4 separate regions of the Homo sapiens genome follow, and regions 1, 2 and 3 are each linked to region 4. The links are chromatin loops, found by intact Hi-C in ENCODE. Cell type or tissue: heart right ventricle. All regions are shown on one strand. Region 1 overlaps LAMA2 (laminin subunit alpha 2). Region 2 overlaps LAMA2 (laminin subunit alpha 2). Region 3 overlaps PTPRK (protein tyrosine phosphatase receptor type K). Region 4 has its middle 160 kb from the start of LAMA2.

Region 1 (5,000 bases), 640 kb after region 4:
GTACCATTACTGAGAGTATAATTTCTGTTGGAATTTGAAGTGTAGACACAATTTTAGTAGAGAAGTATTTGTTGCTTTAGAGGAAGGCATCTAAGATTTATTCACTACACATTGGTAGATATTCTTTTAGGAAATATATTCTTTAATTCTGACCATAACCTTTAAGGTAAGTATTATTATCCCTATTTTCCAGAAGAAGAAACCAATAATGATGATAACAAGAATAACTAACATTTATTGAAAAGCTAGGCAATTGACTGAAGTCTTAAATGGATTACCATACATAGCTTTTACAGAAACTCCAAGAAATAGGAAAGAAGTTGTCATGGTCTGAATATTTACATCTCCCCAAATTTATATGTTGAAAGTCTGTCACAGTCCATTGGAGCTGCTGTGACAAATACCATAAACTGATTAGCTTATAAACAATAGAAATATATCTCTCACAGTTCTGAGGCTGGGAAGCCCAAGATCAAGGTACCAGCAATGTTCAATGTCTAGTGAAGGCCTGTTCCTCACAGAGGGTGACTTCTTGCTATGACCCCACATTTAATTCATTTAATATCTGGATACTGAGGAAAAGGATAGCTAGCTCTCTGGGGTCTCTTTAATAAGGGCACTAATCCCAATCATGAAGGCTACATTCTCATGACTCAATCACTTCCCAAAGGCTCCACCTCCTAATATCATCACATTGGGAACTAGGATGTCAACACATGGATATTAGAAGGACACAAACATTCTGCCTTCTGCCGTGTGAGGACACAGGGAGAAGGCAGCTGTGCTTAACAGAGCCATGTGAGCAGAGGCAGTGGTGTGAATTAGATCTGTCTGGCAGATATTAAAAGTCAGACCTGCTAGTGAAAGATAAGGCTGGAGACTTCAGTGAGGCAGGGTGATATGATGGACAACCTTGAAAGCCAGGCAGAGGAACCTGAGTTTACCTTGTGGTCCTGGTATTCAGGGAAGTGAAGAGTTTTAATGAAAAGAATGCCGATCAGTTATTTTCCTTGTATATGGAGAGAATACAGAAAAATAAATTAAACTAGAAAAGCAAACATTTTAGTTGAACATGAAACATTTTAAAACTAATACTTAAGCAATGGATGATGAAGTAAAGAGGATCCTATAGAAGAGGCTCCAATTTGTGAACATCTTCTAAGCCAAGGGATTCAGTGACCCATCCACTTCTGGCTGGATATTGATCCAGATGACCTGGATTATCCTTAAATTCTAGTCTTTCTTGATTTTTTATTTTGTTCTTCTTCCATCATTCACTTGACATTTGTATACTGAGGATCACCTTCTGGTATTATAAAAACTTAAGTTATTTCACCTCTTTGCTCAATTTCTTTAACTATGTCAGTGCTCCCCAAGCTTCAGCCAAAGACCATCAAGGACACACATGTGATGGAACAAAGTGGGATTTATTAACTTGTTGCAACAAGGGGCACTGAACACCATGGGGGAATTGTGGGCTGTCTCAATAAGAAGGTGTTAGGAATAACTTCTAGTATTTGAGGCTGTGCTAGATAACTTAAGGTTAGCACTCAACTGGGTGCTATTCAGAAGTGGGAGTAATTCTGTGAGTATTTTGTGAATCCTATCTAGAGGGAAGGAAGAACAGAGGGAGGATAAAGCTATGATTAATAAGGAGGCAGTGTTCATTCATATTAGCCAGGAAATGGGAGGTTGGGGTAGTTTTGTGGTCTACACAAAACCCGCTATGGTTTTGTCTGCGCTTAGACATTACAGGGTAGTCTCTTTTTTTCTGTTTCATTCATCACTGGTTCAGAGTGACCTTGTCTAATTTAGTGTCCTATGAGATTATTTATGTTCCATAGGAAAAAAATATGGCCCTGCTGTTAGGCCAGTTCCTAGCAACACCGAGGACAGGCCAGTTAGTTAGCGCCTAGCCAGGTCTCTATGTTAAGGCCTGCCGTTCTCTTTTTTACCTGTGATCTGTGTCTCTGTTAATTGGAATGGGAGCCTTAAATGGGCCAGGCAAGGAGTTTATCTTAACTCTACCCCTTACTGACTGTGTGATCTCGTGCACATTTTTAACTGTCTTCAAGACAGTTTGCTCTTTCATGAAATGGAATAATGCTTACCCCCCATAGAGCTGTTGTGAAAATTAAATGAAAAAACAAAACATAAAAAGCCTGGCACATAGTAATTTCTCAATAAGTCACTGCAATTTTTATTATTTGCCTGAATATTTGGCATGACACTCAATGTGTAAGTGCCCAGTTGAAATAGTTTCCTTATCTTTTCTTTGAAGGTGAGAAGGCTAAGTTCCTTTTATATACAAAAATGTGTTCTGTCGAACACTATCACTGCAAGGCCATTTACTAAAAATGTTTATGGGATGGAATCTTTTTCAGCACTTGCTGTCACCTCAGCGGGCCCCAGAGAGGCTTATTCAGCTGGCAGAGGGCAATCTGAATACACTCGTGACCGAAATGAACGAGCTGCTGACCAGGGTAAGGTGGCAAAATTATGAATCTTCTGAAAGCAGATAGATTATGTCAATGAAGGAAAATTACTTCAAAGTTCTGAAATGCAAATCACCTTCTTCCTAATTCCCAATTTGGTATATAAAATAGATGTATTCTGACTTGCTAATTCTGCTTCAAATCAAATCATAGAAATCAGTAGCACGCAGAAAAATTGGGGATACCTGGAAATTGTCAATGGCTAAAAAGTCCAGAATGACAGTGTATTTTGAGAACTTTATTCAGTAGCCTCCGTGGTAAAGTTTGTATCTGTTCTGATTTCCAAAAGCACTATCTTTGATTGTGTAAAGAGAAAGAAAAACAAATGAAAATGCTTGTGGTCTCTTTCATCTCATCGTGGGATTTTTGCATTAGTATAGAAATACAGTGTAAATCAGTCTTTCCACACAAAAGAGGAAATCTTCTCTATTGTGAGACTCCAAAGTGCTTAAGACACTTTTTAAAGTCAGAATGTAAAGTCCATGTTGCATTTATCAGGCTTTTTAAAGAATTGGAAATTTTAAATTTTCAAAACTGCGATGGTATTAAAAACTTTTTGCAGTTAGAGAATGAAGAAAACAACATAAAGCCCGCCATCTTGTGGCCAGAAATATGCATGAAGCTAGAAACGGGGCTGCAAAGTACGGATTTAATTTGATTATCTAAGAGCTTTAAATGATAAAGAGTATTGGAGCTAGAAGGTTCCTGGGGATTATCGAGTCCACTTTGTATTTTAAAGAAGAGCTGCCTCGGGCCATGACAGTGAAACGAATTAACAATGGCCATACAATTTGCTAAACTCAGGGACTTAAGCTGGACCCAGTCTCAAGATTCCCACTGGCCCAGTACTTTTTCTACATAGCCTGCTGTCGGTTTAGGAAAATATCCACAGGAAAATCAAATAGGCTTCTGAGCACATAATGCTAAACAACGGCCCTGATGTTACAATAGCATACTAAACACTTTTTCAGAATCTCATAGCAACAATATAGAATGTACAGATACAACACGGAGTTTCTTGCCAAATGTATGTAGACATTAGATTAAATTGAGTGCATTTATCTCATATTAATTTAATATGAAATAATTCATATTTGTTATAAATAAGAATTTTCTAACAGGTCATGGTAGAATAAATCAATTTAACAAGCACACATAAATGTTCATAACATACAAAGCCTAAGTTACGTGTTGGCAGATGAAAAATATGAATGAGGCTCAATCTGTCTTCAAAGAACTTTGAGATGTGTGTGTGTGTGTGTGTGTGTGTGTGTGTGTACATCAGCATTTAAGTGTATGGAGGACCATATTAGACAACTGCATGCAGGTATATAATAAAACATGAAATAAAATAAAGTCGGAAGAAATTCTGGAGAAATATTTAATAATAGAATAATTTCATCTGCTTAGGGGTAATTAGAAAAAATTTCATGTAATAAATGGCATTTCATTCATTCATTCACTTAACTAATACTTTTTGGGAGTCTCTCATGTTCTAGGAATTATGACACTGGGGATAGAAGTGTGAGCAAAACTGCGCAGTCCTTGCCCTCATTGGCTTAGTATAGTCTAATGATCTGACGTTAGAGACACAAAAAGTATTTCTTTTTTTTTTTTTTTTTGAGACAGAGTCTTGCTCTGTCGCCGAGGCTGGAGTGCAGTGGTGCGATCTTGGCTCACTGCAACCTCCGCCTCCCGGGTTCAAGTGATTTTCCTGCCTCAGCCTCCCAAGTAGCTGGGATTACAGGTGTGTGCCACCACACCTGGCTAATTTTTTTTGTATTTTTAGTAGAGACGGGTTTCACCATGTTCGTCAGGCTGGTCTTGAACTCCTGACCTTGTGATTCGCCTGCCTTGGCCTCCCAAAATGCTGGGATTACAGGCATGAGCCACCGCACCTGGCCACAAGAAGTATTTCATTAAGAGTGTCAGATCTTTATTATGTCTCAACCTATACTCTTTACCCTTTCCAGCAGATTGTCTCATGCTATGTTTTTTAAACAGACTTTATTTTTTAGAACAGCTTAAAGTTCAAAGAAAAATTGAGTGTAAAGTTCAGAGTGTTCTCATATCTACTCCCTGCCCCCACAACCTTCCCCACCAGAATGGTACATTTATTATAGTCGATAAACCTAAGTTGACACCTCCTCATCACCCAAAGTCCATAGTTTACATTAGGGTTCCCTCTTGGTATTGTACATTCTATGGGTTTGGAAAAATGCATTATGACATGTGTCCACCGTTGTTGTAAAATATAGAAAAGTTTTACTGCCCGAAAACTCCTCTATGCTTCACCTATTCATACCTCCCTCTTCCTTGACCCCTGGCAACCACTCATATTTTTACTACATCCATAGTTTTGCCTTTTTTGGAATATATAGCTGGAATCATACAGTGTGGTACTTTTTCATATTAGCTTCTTTCCCTTGGTAATATACACTTAAGGTTTCTCCATATTTTTTCATGACTTTATAGCTCATTTCTTTGTAGTGTTGAATAATATTT
Region 2 (5,000 bases), 520 kb after region 4:
TGTTTTTGGGTCTGGGCCTAACAGCACGAAGCACTTCAGAGAATTTCACCACTACCATTTACTCACATCTGTTGAGATTGTACTATTTCAACTCAAGATTTGATCAGTGTATGTCATAAAGTAACAAGTAGTACGCTAAGTCAGAAAACTTAAAGGAAACATTAAATACTCATTTCCTATATGGAATGTTGCCTTTCTAAGCACATCATCTTCTTCTATGTGATGTTTTGCAAATCTATTCATAGGAGATTTATATTTTCAAGTGTGCTCAAATGGATCTGTGTTGGGGAAAGATACGTGAAATAAGAAAATAAAAGCTAATCCATTTGTTTTAAAATTTTGTCTGCCTACCACATTTTGTTGGACTTCTTGTTATATGAGAACTCCTAATTGTCTGGTTTTCAATTGCAGCCAAAAGCATTCTTACCTGATCAAACTCTTCAAATTCTATTTACTTTGAATTATAGCTGAGTACATGGAAAGTATAATTGGGCCTTACTTTGTTACACAGCAGACAAAACATATGCTCAAGATAGGTCAGTGCTATTCCAGTGAATAAACATTTTAACAAAAATTTGTATGAGAAATTCATGTTGGCCTCTCATTCCTCTCTATATGCCTTTCACAGTTACTCTTTTTCCCCTTGCCAATCAAAACACTATAATGAATATCTCTTGGCCTTAACGATAAGAAACACTGTATATAAATATTGTCTAGGCTGTATTTTATGAGAATGTGGAGTTATATGAAATGTAGGAAGAAAAAATATGAGTGAGTAATCCTGTGAGCAGTGGACGGGCTGAGCTTCTAGGACACTGATAAGCAATCAGTGTTAGTTACACTTGAGGCAGTATCTCTGGTGGTCTGTTCCAGAACTATGTCCTTGACTCTGTCACATTCATACTTTTCATCACTACTTTTTATACTTCTGCAATTTAGGTCACCCAATACAGGTTATCTTATCAGGTTAAACTGATTGTAGTGGTCACATTGAAAAAGAAAAAAAAAATCCCAAATTCAGGACTTTTCCCAACCAGTTCTAATTAATGCACGTGTGAAAGGACATAGTTATTGTGAAAAGAAATGCTATCAAAACAGTCTAATGGCTACAAGAAGAAAAAGAAAAGAAGAAGAAGAAGGAGGAGGAAGAGGAGAAGGAGATGAAGAAGAAAGCTAAGGAGAAGATGGGTAACAGGAAAAAAAGAGGGCAGGAAAAGCAGATAGGAAGGAAAAAAAAGGTGGAAGAGAGAAATGAATGCAGGCAGGCAGGATGTTTTCCTCGAGGTTTTTTATTTATATCCCCTGGACTGCATAACTCAGTTTATTCCCTTCTAAACCAACTTTTCTAGAATGTGTTGTCTCTGTTCGACACCTACAACTCTGGTTCATTTTCTATGCATTAAGGATGATGTAACTTTAAAACCTCTCATGTAAATTCTGCCTGTTTTCTAATTCTACAATCCTCTTGTTTATGTTCTATTCTAATAATTATCGAGCTTTTAAAGAAGAGAAATCTGTTCTTAACTCAAATTTATACATACACTGAAGGAAATAACAAAACCTTGAAGTAAAACACTGTTTCTATGATAAAAGAGAGCTCTACAAATAGATGCATGAATAAACACTTCTATGGGAGGGATACCTTTTCAGAGTTTAAGGCTCGCGGGCTTTGGGATCTAAGAAGATGAATCGCTTGCCCTGTTTGTGATCCTAAATGGAAATTGACAGATATGTTTAATTTATCCTGCTCAGTATTATAAAGCCTTTTTCTCATTTGATTTTTGTGTATCCCTCCTGAAATATTTGCTCTGGTAAGCAAAAGCAAATATTAGGTTTTACACTCCATTTAGTGAAATAACAGTGATGATAATCTGACATCAGAGAACCAAATGTTCCAGGCTTATTTCATGAAAAGGATTTCCTCTCCAGAAACATTATCCTCAATAGGTTATCCCATCCTTCATTCCTCAATTCATATTTCTTGAGATTGAGAGGGAAAAAAAAAGAGGCCAGACCACAAGTAGCCTACTGCTAAATTCTTTTATGAAGCTTAGTTTTATGAATTACCTTTTAGCCTTCTCCAGTCATGTGGGAAAACTTTCCTGCCTCATTAAATCTTTAATGCAATGTGCACCATGCACACTGTATTGTTATTTGTGACATTAGGTTATATATTGCATAGTAACTATAATATTACTTGCAAACAAGCTGGTTTTTCCCCCTGAAGGTAGAATTAAAACAGGTACTCATGGGAAACAGCTACTTGTGTTCTTCTTTTCTTAATGGGGTGAAGCTGAAGAACAGGAAAGTGAATGGCTTAGCCTAGAACCATCTCCAGGAATGGAGGTAAATTTTTTCCTGCAGTGCCTTCTCAATTTGATATCTGAATCTCCCTGAAGAGAATTTGCCTTAGTAGATATGGAGAAAGAGGGAAAAGGCCAAGCCTTTGGAGACCCTTATGAAATGGAATGAACCGCTCTCACTAAATTCACTTTCTCTTTGTATTGAAAAGAGATATAATTTTCATCCCTAGTAAATATAGTCGAATCCATCCAGTAATATAAGAATTGCCTCAAAGTGAACTAAAATTGCACTTACTCCTACCTGTGGAAAACCATATTTCTCTAGCCAAGAGAACAATGACAGATTAGTTCCTAAATAGCAGGAGAAAATGAAATGTTCTATTGGCTGAACACACAGTGCTCTGTAAAATCAGAGAAATCAATATTGTCCCCAAAATGAACTAATTTGAAAGTCTCAAAGATGTTCAATTTTATGAAAGACTCGTAAAATTAATAAATGAGTCTGCAAAGTCCAAAAATGTGGAAAATTACAGTTATTTGCAGTACGTATAACTTACCAAGACCACTTATATTTTGTTAGAATTTTTCAATGAATGTTAATGGATGAATTTTTTTATATAGAGTTCTCCCTGTTTGGAATCTTTTAGTTCCCTTATTTACTGTGGTTGCCACTGACTCTGCATCAGGCTTTGGAAATATCACTAAAAAACTGTTTTTTCTTTAGTCTTCTTACTAGTCAAATATCAGCTAAACAAACAAAGAAAATAAGTGTTTGAATGGTCAGAGAACTATAAGAATGAGAATTCTGGCAGGAAAATTCATTTTTAAAAATCCAAGTAACAGAATGGATAAATATAAAAAGAGGCTAGATCAGACATACCCAGACATTCTCAGTTCAGAATGTTCATAGCGTATTCATAATTTTTTCATAGTGCCTCCTTGACCAACAGAAATAAGCCACAGTTCTATTTCTTAAGTAGTTAGTGCCAAACAACTTAATAAATATTCATGTTTTAACAACCTAGCAATTGTTTAAAAAGAAAATGGACAGAAAATAATAATTTTTTTCATAAATAACCAGAATCACTTACTGATGGGATGTGGTACCTTTGGGGTAGTATATACCTTCTCAAACTTGAGTATCAGATTGGATAATGCTATCCTTATTTCCTTTTCCACATTGACTTTTGTGCAGTTCTTGCTTTTAATTACAGTCTCTTCTGAAAACCTTTCTTAATAAAGATATAAAGTGGCCTAAAGTACAAGTAAGCAGAAACATGGCTCAAAATGTTGAGAACATTCTTAAGTGGAATATAGCATGTTCTAAGGTTTCAACTTGTGAACCACCTTGAATTAGTTATTGCAGTGCCCAACAGATATTTAGTATTGCTGTGTGTCCTTCAAATGTTTACAATATTCCACTGTGCCTTTGTGAGTTCACTGCAGCACCCTGGGGCACCTCTACACACAGTTTGTGAACACAGGGGTAGATAGATCCTAGAGGCATTGAAACTACACGGAAACTTGAATGACGTTAGGGATCCCAGAGCCACTGGGGAATCTTCATTAGGGAAGTGCAACAACATATGAAATAGCTCATTAAACTTTCCCTATCAAAAAAACTGAAGTCAGAGAGATGAATTCAGATGCTTGATGAGAACCTACTTGGTAATGGATTTGAAGGAGAGAGTAAACGTTAGGATACTGAAGGGATTCTAAGAGAGTGCAGAAGCGAGGGCAAGGAGGCACAAAACGAAGGCGGCACCTGGAACATGGAGGAGTGGACAGATGGAGAAGAGGCAGAGAATTCTTTATCTAAAGCAAGAGGAAAGGGCAACGTATACTCAGAATATTCTCAAAGCTTTTTCCCTGAATAATAGCATCCTTCAGAAAAGAAGTCTTGTAACTGACTCATTGCAAAGTCTCTTACACAATGGTATGTACTCTTTGGGGAAGACACAACTGGAAACAACACCAGGAAAAGCTTGATTTTACAGCTTATGGAAAGATTGTGGAGTTGAAGGAAAAATAGAAGGAAAGAAATTTTAAAAAGAATAAGTTAATATTCCTAGGGGTGCATCCTCTAAATTGCAGAGTGATATCTTAAGCAATCCTTTTAAGAATTACTTAAGAGCCTGAGCGTGGTGGCTCACACCTGTAATCCCAGCACTTTGGGAGACGGAGGTGAGTAGATTGCTTGAGGTTAGGAGTTCAAGACCAGCCTGGCCAACATGGCGAAATCCCATCTCTACAAAAAATACAAAAAATTATGCAGTCATGATGGCACACACCTGTAGTCCCAGATACTCGGGAGGCTGAGGCACAAGAACTGCTTAAGCCTGGGAGGAGGAGGTTGCAGTGAGCTAAGATGGTGCCACTCCACATCAGCCTGAATGACAGAGCAAGACTCTAGGTCAAAAAATAAAGAAAGACAGAATTACTTAAGTAAGTACTTGACTAACTGGTTATATAAATGTGATCATAAACGCATACCTTTAGGGTAAATGAAAAAGACATTGATTCTAATATTGTGTAAATGGGTAACTGTGGCTTGGGAAAAAAACATCTAGTAACAGTATCCTGAAAATTGTTTAAATGGTCCGTGTTTCACACAACTTAAATGGAAGTAAAACAGCTTCGCTCATGACAATTTTCAGGCAATTCAAAATACGTTGTAATAATGGCAAACATGAGTAT
Region 3 (5,000 bases), 390 kb before region 4:
AGACGTACTCATTCCTTCTTCCACCAAACAGTAAAGAAAATAAAACTAGAAAATGTATGAAGAGAATACTTTCGAAGTTTAAAAATGAGATGACAATGTTAAAGGGTGGTACACTTAAAAACTTCCAACTTAATGGCACTTAACCTTCATAACCTTTCTTAACCCTTCCCTTCACAACTCTACCTATCCCTTTCATCCCAAAGTGAGTCAGGCCTCTTTCTCAGTCTTATCCTTCCTATTCCTCTATAACCCTCCCTCTCTCACTCTTTCTTTGAAATCTGAAGTAAATTTAAAGTATTGTTGCCTCAACGCCCACTCCAAGAAACACACACACTTACTTCACCAACAATTTCAAAGGACTCATTGATCTAAGTTTAAGAACTCTTGTTTTAAGATTTTTCCAATTTCTGAAATCATGGCACTCTCCTACAGCTATCCAACCTGCACAGCTTTTATGTTACATAGTAGTGAAAAGTTTTGAGAAGTAGCTGCTAAAAAGAAAAGCAACTTAAGAGAAAATAATCAGTAACATGACCCAAAAGGCAATAAAGGCTTTGTCCTGTGGCCAATTTTGTAATCATCACTCACCTTTCCAAAAGATCCAAGATTGAAATGAACAATTAAAGGTAAGAGAAGGTAGTGTGGCCTGTATTCCCTGGAAACTGCCTGAAGACTAAAAATCATGCTAACAATTCCCACCTGTTGTCTGGATATACTTCAACACTGTTAAACATTAAAGACCAGAACTGAAGGTCTAAAGAGAATGAGTGCACAACACATCTATGATTTCTATGTAAATGAATATTCTCAAAGTCAAAACATTCTACTCGGTAGTCACATTATTTCTGAAGGTACCAAATTTTTATTTTTTGTTTCCCACTGCATATTAAAGTTATGTTTATACAATACTGTAGTCCATTAAGTGTGCAATAGCATCATGTCTAAAAAAAAGGTATATAAGATATATAAAATATATACCTTAATTTTAGAATAGTTTATTGCTAAAAAAAATGCTAACAATCATCTGAGCCTTCAGCAAGTCATTATCTTTTTGCTAGTAGAGGGTCTTGCCTCAATGTTGAGGGCCTTGCTCTGGATTAGGCTTTGGCTTAAGGGAATGCTGTGGCTGGTTTAATCTCCTATCCAGACTACTAAAACTTTCTCCCTGTCAGCAATAAGGCTGTTTCACTTTCTTATCATCTGGGTGTTCACTGGAGTAGCACTTCCAATTTCCTTCAAGAACTTTTCCTTTGCATTCGAAACTTGGCTAACAGGAACAAGAGGCCCAGCTATTGGCCTATCTCAGCTTTGATATGCCTTCCTCACTAAGCTTAATCATTTTTAGCTTTTGATTTAAAGTGAGAGACCTGCAGTTATTCCTTTAAGTTGATAATTAAAGGGCCACCGTAGGGTTACTAATTGGCTTAATTTCAATATTGTTGTGTCTCAGAGAACAGGGAGGGCTGAGGAGAGGAAGAAAGACGGGAACAGCCAGTAGGTGGAACAGTCAGAATACATACAACATTTATCAGTTAAGCTCACCATCTTATACGGGAGCTGTTCGTGGTGCATGAAAAAATTACAACAGTAACATCAAAGATCACTGATCACAGATCACCATAACAGATATAATTAACAATAATCAAGTATGAAATATTGTGAGAATTACCAAAATGTTACATTTTGTTACACAAAATGAAATACTGTGAGAATTTCCAAAATGTTCAATTTGTAAAACATACAATATCTGCAAAGTACAATGAGGCAAAGCACAATAAAACAAGGTATGCCTGTAGCTGTACTGAATGATGTAAGTTTCCTTCCAACTCAACTAGTCTATTATTCTGAAAGTTCCCACTTTTCAGACAACATAACCTAGAAGAACTAAAGTACTTTTAGTACAAGAAGTACATGAAGAACAACTAGACCTTACTGTGACTCAAAACTAATAACAATTATAACTATTCAATTTTATAACTGTAACAATGGTCACTGCTCTCCTGAATAAGTAAATGGCAAGTAATGATCAATTAGAGAAGAATTCAGATTGAACAAAGTTTTTCAACTCAGTTCTCAGGAACAAGGATCATCAGGTCACAGGGGCAGTTCAATTGGCCACCAAAGAAGTTTCTTCCTTTATTAAACTTTAAGTCCACTGAAGTTCTTAATACAATAAAAGACACTTCATGAAATATTCAAAAGGAAGGAAAAATATAATCTCCCCCATCACCCAAATAAAAGCATATTCCTGTTTATGAAATGGTTAAGGCCAAGCGCGGTGGCTCACGCCTGTAATCCCCGGACTTTGGGGGCTGAGGAGGACTGTTCACGAGGTCAGGAGTTCAAGACCAGCCTGGCCAACATGGTGAAACCCTGTCTCTACTAAAAATACAAAAATTAGCCAGGCGTGGTGGCGGGCACCTGTAATCCCAGCTACTCGGGAGGCTGAGGCTGGAGAATCGTTTGAACCCAGGAGGCGAAGTTTGCACTGAGCCAAAGCCATGCCACTGCACTTCAGCCTGGGCGACAGAGTGAGACACTGTCTCAAAAACAAAAAACAAACAAACAAAAGAAATGGTTAAGAATTCAGGCTCTGAAGTCAGAGGCCTAAATTAACAGCCACGTTCTGTCACTTTCCACTATGTCTCCTCTCTACCATCTTACTGATGAAAATCTGAGGCCTGGAACAGATAAATGTCTTAGATATAATAAAAGCACTGTTTGAGTGGATTGTTGCAAGGATTACGGAAGTGGGAACTGTCAAAGGAAAACATCTTTTCATTTTTTTATTTACAAAGTACTATCACCTAAGCCAAAAATCGGTCTGCTTGTTTGAAACAGTTCTGCCTTAGAGGTTCTAAGACAAGAAAAGGAAAATAAAAGCAAAAGGGAATGATAACAAAAAAAAAAAAAAAAAATGAGAGACTGGGCATAGCAAAATGAAGAAAAGAGCTCAAGTAGTAGAAGGAAAAAGGGATGAAATAAGTGCTTACACTTTAAAATGTTAAGTTCTGAGAAGATGAAAGAAAAGAGAGGAAAACAGGGTGGTAGAGAAAATAGGGTTATTTTATTTTTCATCTCACCAGTAGCTTCATAAACCATACAAATATAATAAAAGAAACTGAGATCCTAGGATATAAAAAAGTAAAAGCGAATGGTGCCATCTCCTCAAATTTTGAGACTGTTGCTTTTGGTCACAAGATCGTCAACTATAGCTCAAGGTTTTGGTATAAAATATATACTTAAAGAAAAAAAAAACCTGAAACCCTTGTAAAATCCCCTCAGTCTACATTAACTTAAGGCAGCTTTAATGGAATTAGTGGTCTCCAATAATTGAGCAAAGTATAATATTAAATCATATCCCAGGTCTCTGGGATAGGCTATTCTACTTTCAGTGCTAGCAATGCAGTTATTTTGAAAAACAAAATTTAAAAAATAGCCAAAACACATCTGGTCAATTATGAAATGCCACATTGACCAATGGTGAGGAAAGGAAGAGCAAGCAAATACTTCTCTGATTGTAGCATACAATTAATTCAACTTTGTCTTAACAAATACAATCACCCAAAGATATTCCTTCAACAAAACATTCCTTTTAAACATAACCAGAAAAGCTGCATGACGCAAGTGACCTCCATTCCAACAGTGTGTTTTTTTTTTTGTTTTTTTTTGTTTGTTTTTTTGCCCTGAGAGCAACTGAGAATTGTACTTTAATGTTTTCATAAATGCTAACTTAAGGCTCAATGGGTAAACACAAACATTGAGAAATTGTAGAGTTTTAGTTCCCACACTAATTTTTTAAAGCTTCCCTCTGGGGTGTACTGTAGAAACTAAAATAAAAAATAACTTCAGCCAAAAGAAGTAACAGTTAGATCTCAGACCAACAATCAAGCACAGATGTCCTTCCCCTACCCCAAGGCGCTGGGAAAATGGGAGGTAATTTTTCTCTTACAGGAGGGAAGAAGAAACTTAATAGTTTCAAAAATTTCACTGTCACATCGTTCAATCTACTATTGTGATATACTTTCAGGCTTTCATTAACATTCATAAGCTAAATGGATGCAACTCAAGCATACAGACAGGATCAAATTTCTCTCCCTTGAGAATAACCATAAGCAAGAATATATCTCAAACATTTTCTTCTTCTAACTAAAATACCATCAAGTATCTCCCTAAGAACTGTTTCTGTAACTAAACAAACAAATAAACAAAAACTTCTTTTCCTTTACAATGATCCTACAAGCAGGGATTAAACTCTGCAAACACCATGAACTAGTAGTGATTGCTTCAGTGATGGTGACACACATTCACCAGTAACAACACAATTCTATTGGTTGAAGCAATTAACTGCATGCTCAAGCACAAGTAAGAATCATACATTCCATCTGGTGCTCAAAAATCCTCGCAAACTTGGTCCATAAAAACCTTGCCATGCTAACTTGCCATGAACCACCAGCATGAATTCATAGCTCATTAACAGTTCATGGTTCATAATAATAATAAAATAAGCATTTTTGCCTGGTGTGCCCCTTCTTCTTGCAAAGCTTGTATTCTCTTTTCTCCCCTAAGAACCTTTATTCCTACCTTCTTCATAAGCTCTTATGTCTGATTATACAACTTTTTAGTTAATAAACAAATTTACATTGCCCACTTTGTATTTGTTAGAATGTGTAGAATTTTCCAAGCTCAGCAGTAAACTTCTTAAGGGCTATTACCTCTCATTAGGCCTTTCTGTGTAGTGATCTACAGAAAGCTGATACTCCATCAGTGGAAGTGTTGATGGTGACTTACTGGCATATAAATAATTAAAAGAATAGCTTAAGACAGTAAAAATATTTAATTTACCCAATCCTCCAGTGAGAAAGTTACTGAATATGTAAAGTGCTAAATATTGTACAGGAAAACGTGAAGTGGAGAAGGGTTAAGTAACCTGCTCAGATCTCAGTTTGAACCTAACAATAAACTTATCTCCCTTAGCTCCTATATTATGCCACCTATCA
Region 4 (5,000 bases):
GTGGCTGAACCTGCTTTCCCTATACAGCCTTTAAATATGGTCCTCATCCTCGTCAAAGTGCTTGCTCTCACTCAGTCTCTTTCTCGTATCTATCTGTCTATCATCCATCCATCCATCCATCCATCCATCTATCTACCTACCCACCTACCAATCATCCACATATCTATCATCTATCATCTCTCTCTCTCCCCCCCTCTCTCTCTGTCTCTTTTGTCTACCCATTTATTCCGTATAGGCAGCTGTTCTTGATTTTCACATGGATATGATGAATATGCTTACACTTTTATTTAAACAGCTTTATATGTTACCTCTTCCAGGAGAGTCTAAATTTGAAAGGAAAATTTGACCTTGAACTTTTCCATAGATTTATTCCAAATAGAAGAATAAGTCTCTTTGAACCCAAAGGACTTGGAAAAATAGATTAAAGCACTCCAGCAAATACTAAATGTCTCTATTTAGTATACATACTAAATACTAAATATCTTTGGATCCCTATGTTTTGTCTGTATAATTCAAGCATTGCTGAATTATACTTCATAATACGTTTAATATAAAATTGTGGTTTCAACTATGAAATAAAATGAATCATTATTTCACCAAATCTTTAATACGATGGATTGCCCAACAAGGTGTCTTCTGTTATACCCTCACTCCTCATGCTTTCTTGCATATCACGCCCCCAAAGCACAGTATTTACTACTTAACTTTTGTATGCATTTGCATTTGAAGAGTGTGTGTTTGAGTAGGGTATTGTCTTGCAGTATCGTTTGGTAAAGAGAGGTTGCCTTCCCAACATTTCTCAGGGACCTGCTATGCTTACTTGTAGGAGTTACATGTAAAGAAAACCACAATGTGTACATAAGTTCCTTCCTGAGATTTCCATGCACTTTGAAAGCTGAATTTCTAAGAGACCATTTCAGTGTCTTAGTCACTGAATGAATTAAATTAGTCACTGGAAGGTATTGATGCAGCTTTTAAAAGAAACAGTAGTTCCCAGAGAGTGCTAATGCTCTGCTAGAATGAGCACCAGTAGGCAGGTAAATCAGTCACACAAAATGAAATTATGTATGCACCTATTAAAGATTACCTTCTTGCTAAATAAATGAAAAATTTTATGATAGACATATTGCTTGTGATTGAAAGTCCTTGATTGCAGTGGTGCAATGACAACAGGAACTCAAGGGAACCCGCTTGAATGAATTCTTTTTATAAAAAATATTGAAAATGCACATTAAAAAGAGGTATTTTACTTTCTTCCAAATGTTTAAATCAGAAACACAACAGAGTAAAATAAATCTCTTAGTGCTAAATAATCTTAGAGAGTAAAATCTTGTTTTTTGTTAATACAAATAACATTCTTTCAGAGCATTATTTTAAATAATTTAGCAAGTGTGATCTAAATAGTTTACAGTTACAATGTACATAACAGATATTTACTAGGAACCATTCATATGAAATAAAAAAGGGATGCCTTTGCTGATAAAGGTGAGGGGGCCACTACAGGATAAAGTCAGAGGATATAGGAGAAAAATAAATAGAAAAATCTACTTGCAACCAAATTCAGGGACTTTGGAGGGTTTAAATGACTAACACAAAATGTTTGCTGGTAGAACTGGCACTTAGAAAGCATAAGATACCAACTGTAAAGATCTCACCAAGCAAAAGGCTCTCTTTTCATGGAAGCAGTAGAACAGTGAGAAAATAAATTCAAATCCTAAGAACTAACCGTGTTGTATGGATGATGGATGATGTGTCTTCAGTTATTGTTAATATAAAATTTCTATTGTCCTTTTAAATTCCACCTACCATATTAAATTGGCAGTTTCATCGCCATATTCCAATTCCTTCTCATGCTTAATTCCCTCATCATTCTGTACTGTTTCTTCTCATGTCCGTACAAGTACAAGGAAGTGGCAGAGCTGTCCTCAGCACAAACTTTGCCTAAGCGTCTCTTATGCCACTTTGGCACCTGAGACTCAAAAGGGGAGCATGAAACGTCTAATTTTTGCTTAGCTCTGTGCTGGTGCCAAGCCAGCTCCAGTCAAGAGATTTAGTAAATAATGGCAATAAAACTTATTAAGAAAGAATGTCAGGGCTTTCCTACATACTGTATATTTTTTTTCTCCAGGAAGAATTTCCCTTCAAATGTAAGATTTCCCTGTCCTAGCATGTGCGCTTTTTGCCAAAATCTCCTCTTGTTGAGTGACAATGAGTTCAAATGATGCAGTAAGTCACTTTTGACCTCTCATTTCATTCATTTTGTCACAAGTGACAGGTGTTTAAGCTGAACTATTTTCCTGCTTCTGCAGGACTAATGACCTTGAGCTTGTGAAGGTAAATTTTTTGAGGCAAAAACTAGTAAGGAAGTAAATGATTCTCTCAAGATTTCCTTACTAAATACTTCACAGAAGTCTAATGCTGCGGCTTAAGTATGAATTGTCATCTTCAGTACAATGTGGAGTTAATATTTAGCCTTTATTTTTTTTCCTTGACTAGTTTTCTCTTTGCTCACTCAAGCAAATCTTGTGCCTTTTCCTTTTATGTTATTCATTTTTGATTTGTACACTTTTCATCAGTGAAGGGGAGTTTCTGTGGGAGGAATTGTTGTCATTTGAAAGATTCTCTTAAAGCATTTGAATGATATCTTAAATAATAGCGATTTATGTGTCTAAAGGCAATTAAGGTAAATAAATTCAGTATTTTGACTTTTTAAAATAATGCATGTTATTGAATTCTTCCCCACATTGTTGAAACTTTGCATGAATTTGGTTTCTAAAGGCCAACGCTAGGGGTCACCCTTCCTTATTTTAAAGTTTTAGTCATTGTCCAGAACCCACTGACAGCCCATTAATCTCCAAAGAAAGTAAGGAATTTTGTAAAGAAAAGCAAAAGACTTTGGCTCTAAGAGTGCTAGTAATGTTGCTTTTTGTCCTTGCCCTGTCCTGAAGCCCAAATTTGTAACAAAATTTTATGAATGAGGAAATGATGTTGAGCTTTTGGGGGGCAAAAATATTCTGAGAATAAAAATTTATTCAGCTTGAGGTAGGACTAAAAAAAATAAGCATTTTAGAGTATTATTTATAGGGTATTATTTGAAACCATTAAATTTAAAAATGCATTTTTAATTTAATAACCTGTATTATAGATATGATACTGAGTTTACTTAAGAAAATAGTACAAATGTCTTCATAAAATGAAATGGGAGGACTTAATGATTATGCATATCAGACTATGGGCTTATAAAAGTTAGCTGAGAATGAAATTTTAGATAAAAAGTGTATGCTGAAATATATAATGTTTGTTCATGCTTTTTTGTTTGGCGTGTGTGTGAGTGTCTGGTTGAAAGAATATTTCCATGTATAATGATGCAAAGAATTTGCATAGTAGAAATCACTAGTTCATAGATTTGCTCTGCAGTTGTTTTGAAGGTAAGTTTAATAATTTTGTCAGGAAGCTGGTGTCTCACTCTGTCCCTATTTCTTCTTAGCTGGATTATTTCACACATAATATGGCTCTAAAAGAGATCACAATTCTCTCCAACAGTCTTGAACTGTTTTTGCTTTCATTTAAAAACAGTTACCTCTGCCCTTATACTTTTTCCTTGTTTTGAAAGTGTTCCCATTGATCTTTTATTTCATTCATCCAGATTATAAAGATAATAATCTCAGTTATGAAATGTTTATTTGCTAAGCACAGAGGCTTCGCATCTTCATTTTCGAGGTGAAGAAACTGAGGCACAGTAATGTAAATGGAATGCCAGAAGCAGGATCTGAACTGAGGCTGCCAGACACCAGAATATATGAATACATTCCTAAACTTTAGGTTGTGCCGAATTGGCTACCCAACCACAAAACTGCATATCAGTTACACAGCACACATGCATAAGTGCCCCCAAAGCACCTAAACATGAGGTGGGAAATGCACAATTACCAGGAATTTTCTGAAGATACTGATGTAATTTCAAATGAATGATTCTAACAGTGGCATTTTGGACACAGTAGTGGGATCAGTAGAGTGCCTATCTGAAAAAAGTGGGGATCACACAACATCCTCAATTTTCCCACAAAGGAAGCACATCAACTAGCAGAGCCAGCAGCCTTTGTAGCAACAACTGGGTAACTCACTCCTTGGGGACAGTGATGTTTGAGTGTGTTGGGAAGACAGGGAATGGTTAAACAGGATATAATGACATTTAATTGGTTCTTTAGGCAGGATCCCCCCCATCTATAGCTTTCCCCAAATTCAGAGGAACAACAAATTTCTCCTTCCTCTGTGCGCCTTGGCAATTTGTATATATGTTATTACTGTAATTTTCTCATTACCTCATAATTATGTCTTTGGTTTCCTGCACCTAATCTATACACTCACAGAAGTTGAGACTGTCTTGTTCCTTGTGGCATCACCAACATATATCACAGTGTCAAACATATGAGAAACTGAAAACAGTTGTGAAGAAATGAATTTCTAATTTTAAGAGACTCTTTGCCATATTTTTCAATATAAGACTAAAATGTTGCATAACAGCATTAAGGTGAGAATTGGGGCTGGGTGTGCAGGGATGCTGTGCTAGACAGATGCAGCAAGTTACAAGTGATTCAGAGAGAGAAAAAGGGAAGGGAAGGGAGGGAAGGGAAAAGTAGGGGAGGGAGGGGAAGGGAGGTGGAGGAAAAAGGAAAGGAAAATGATGAGGCTCACCTCATACCTGGACCAACGTTGCTTTTCTGTGCCGGTTTCCAGGTGGCAGTCTATATATTGCACTGCAAAGGTTAAAATAATCCTTTGCCAAACTGAGTTTGGTATAGGCAATTAAATCTCTGCTTCATTGTCAGCATTGACAGAAACTATTTTGGGGCTGAGGAAACAACCTCTTGTCTTCTAGATGCCTGATGAGACATCTGTCACTCGGCATCCCTACCTGCTGCTCCTGTTTACACCTCATCAGTCTAGTTACAAAATCTGCCAATTTCCCATGTTTGCCCACGACATTTTTACTCACACTT

The links. A loop is a pair of places that touch in the nucleus more often than their neighbours do. Peaks named below come from ENCODE experiments on the same cell type or tissue, not always from the same donor. Only the 100,000 strongest peaks of a DNase experiment are listed, where the experiment ranks them.
Region 1: it touches region 4 in a loop (7-fold over the local background); 46 of 110 quality-filtered maps call a loop at or near these places.
Region 2: a loop joins it to region 4, with 2.6 times the contacts of the local background. A loop is called at or near these places in 44 of 110 quality-filtered maps.
Region 3: a loop joins it to region 4, with 4 times the contacts of the local background. A loop is called at or near these places in 6 of 110 quality-filtered maps.

What each region holds. Positions count from the first base shown.
Region 1 is chr6:129,367,508-129,372,507 of GRCh38, forward strand. It overlaps LAMA2 (laminin subunit alpha 2), which reads left to right. Exons shown (of 65, transcript NM_000426.4): 34 at 2,385-2,483. Among named protein-coding and RNA genes, the nearest start is that of ARHGAP18, 340 kb to the right of the region's middle. RefSeq lists an enhancer at 2,984-3,493. In heart right ventricle, CTCF peaks have their summits at 3,098 (motif pointing left) and 3,297; a DNase peak (open chromatin) is centred at 3,105; H3K27ac peaks cover 3,863 bases.
Region 2 is chr6:129,242,732-129,247,731 of GRCh38, forward strand. The region is part of intron 12 of LAMA2 (laminin subunit alpha 2); the gene reads left to right. Among named protein-coding and RNA genes, the nearest start is that of LAMA2, 360 kb to the left of the region's middle. In heart right ventricle, no CTCF peak of the experiment used is centred here; no DNase peak of the experiment used is centred here; H3K27ac peaks cover 1,777 bases.
Region 3 is chr6:128,332,542-128,337,541 of GRCh38, forward strand. All of the region lies in intron 2 of PTPRK (protein tyrosine phosphatase receptor type K), which reads right to left. Among named protein-coding and RNA genes, the nearest start is that of PTPRK, 190 kb to the right of the region's middle. In heart right ventricle, no CTCF peak of the experiment used is centred here; no DNase peak of the experiment used is centred here; H3K27ac peaks cover 1,556 bases.
Region 4 is chr6:128,723,032-128,728,031 of GRCh38, forward strand. No RefSeq gene overlaps it. Among named protein-coding and RNA genes, the nearest start is that of LAMA2, 160 kb to the right of the region's middle. In heart right ventricle, CTCF peaks have their summits at 2,777 (motif pointing right) and 2,981; no DNase peak of the experiment used is centred here.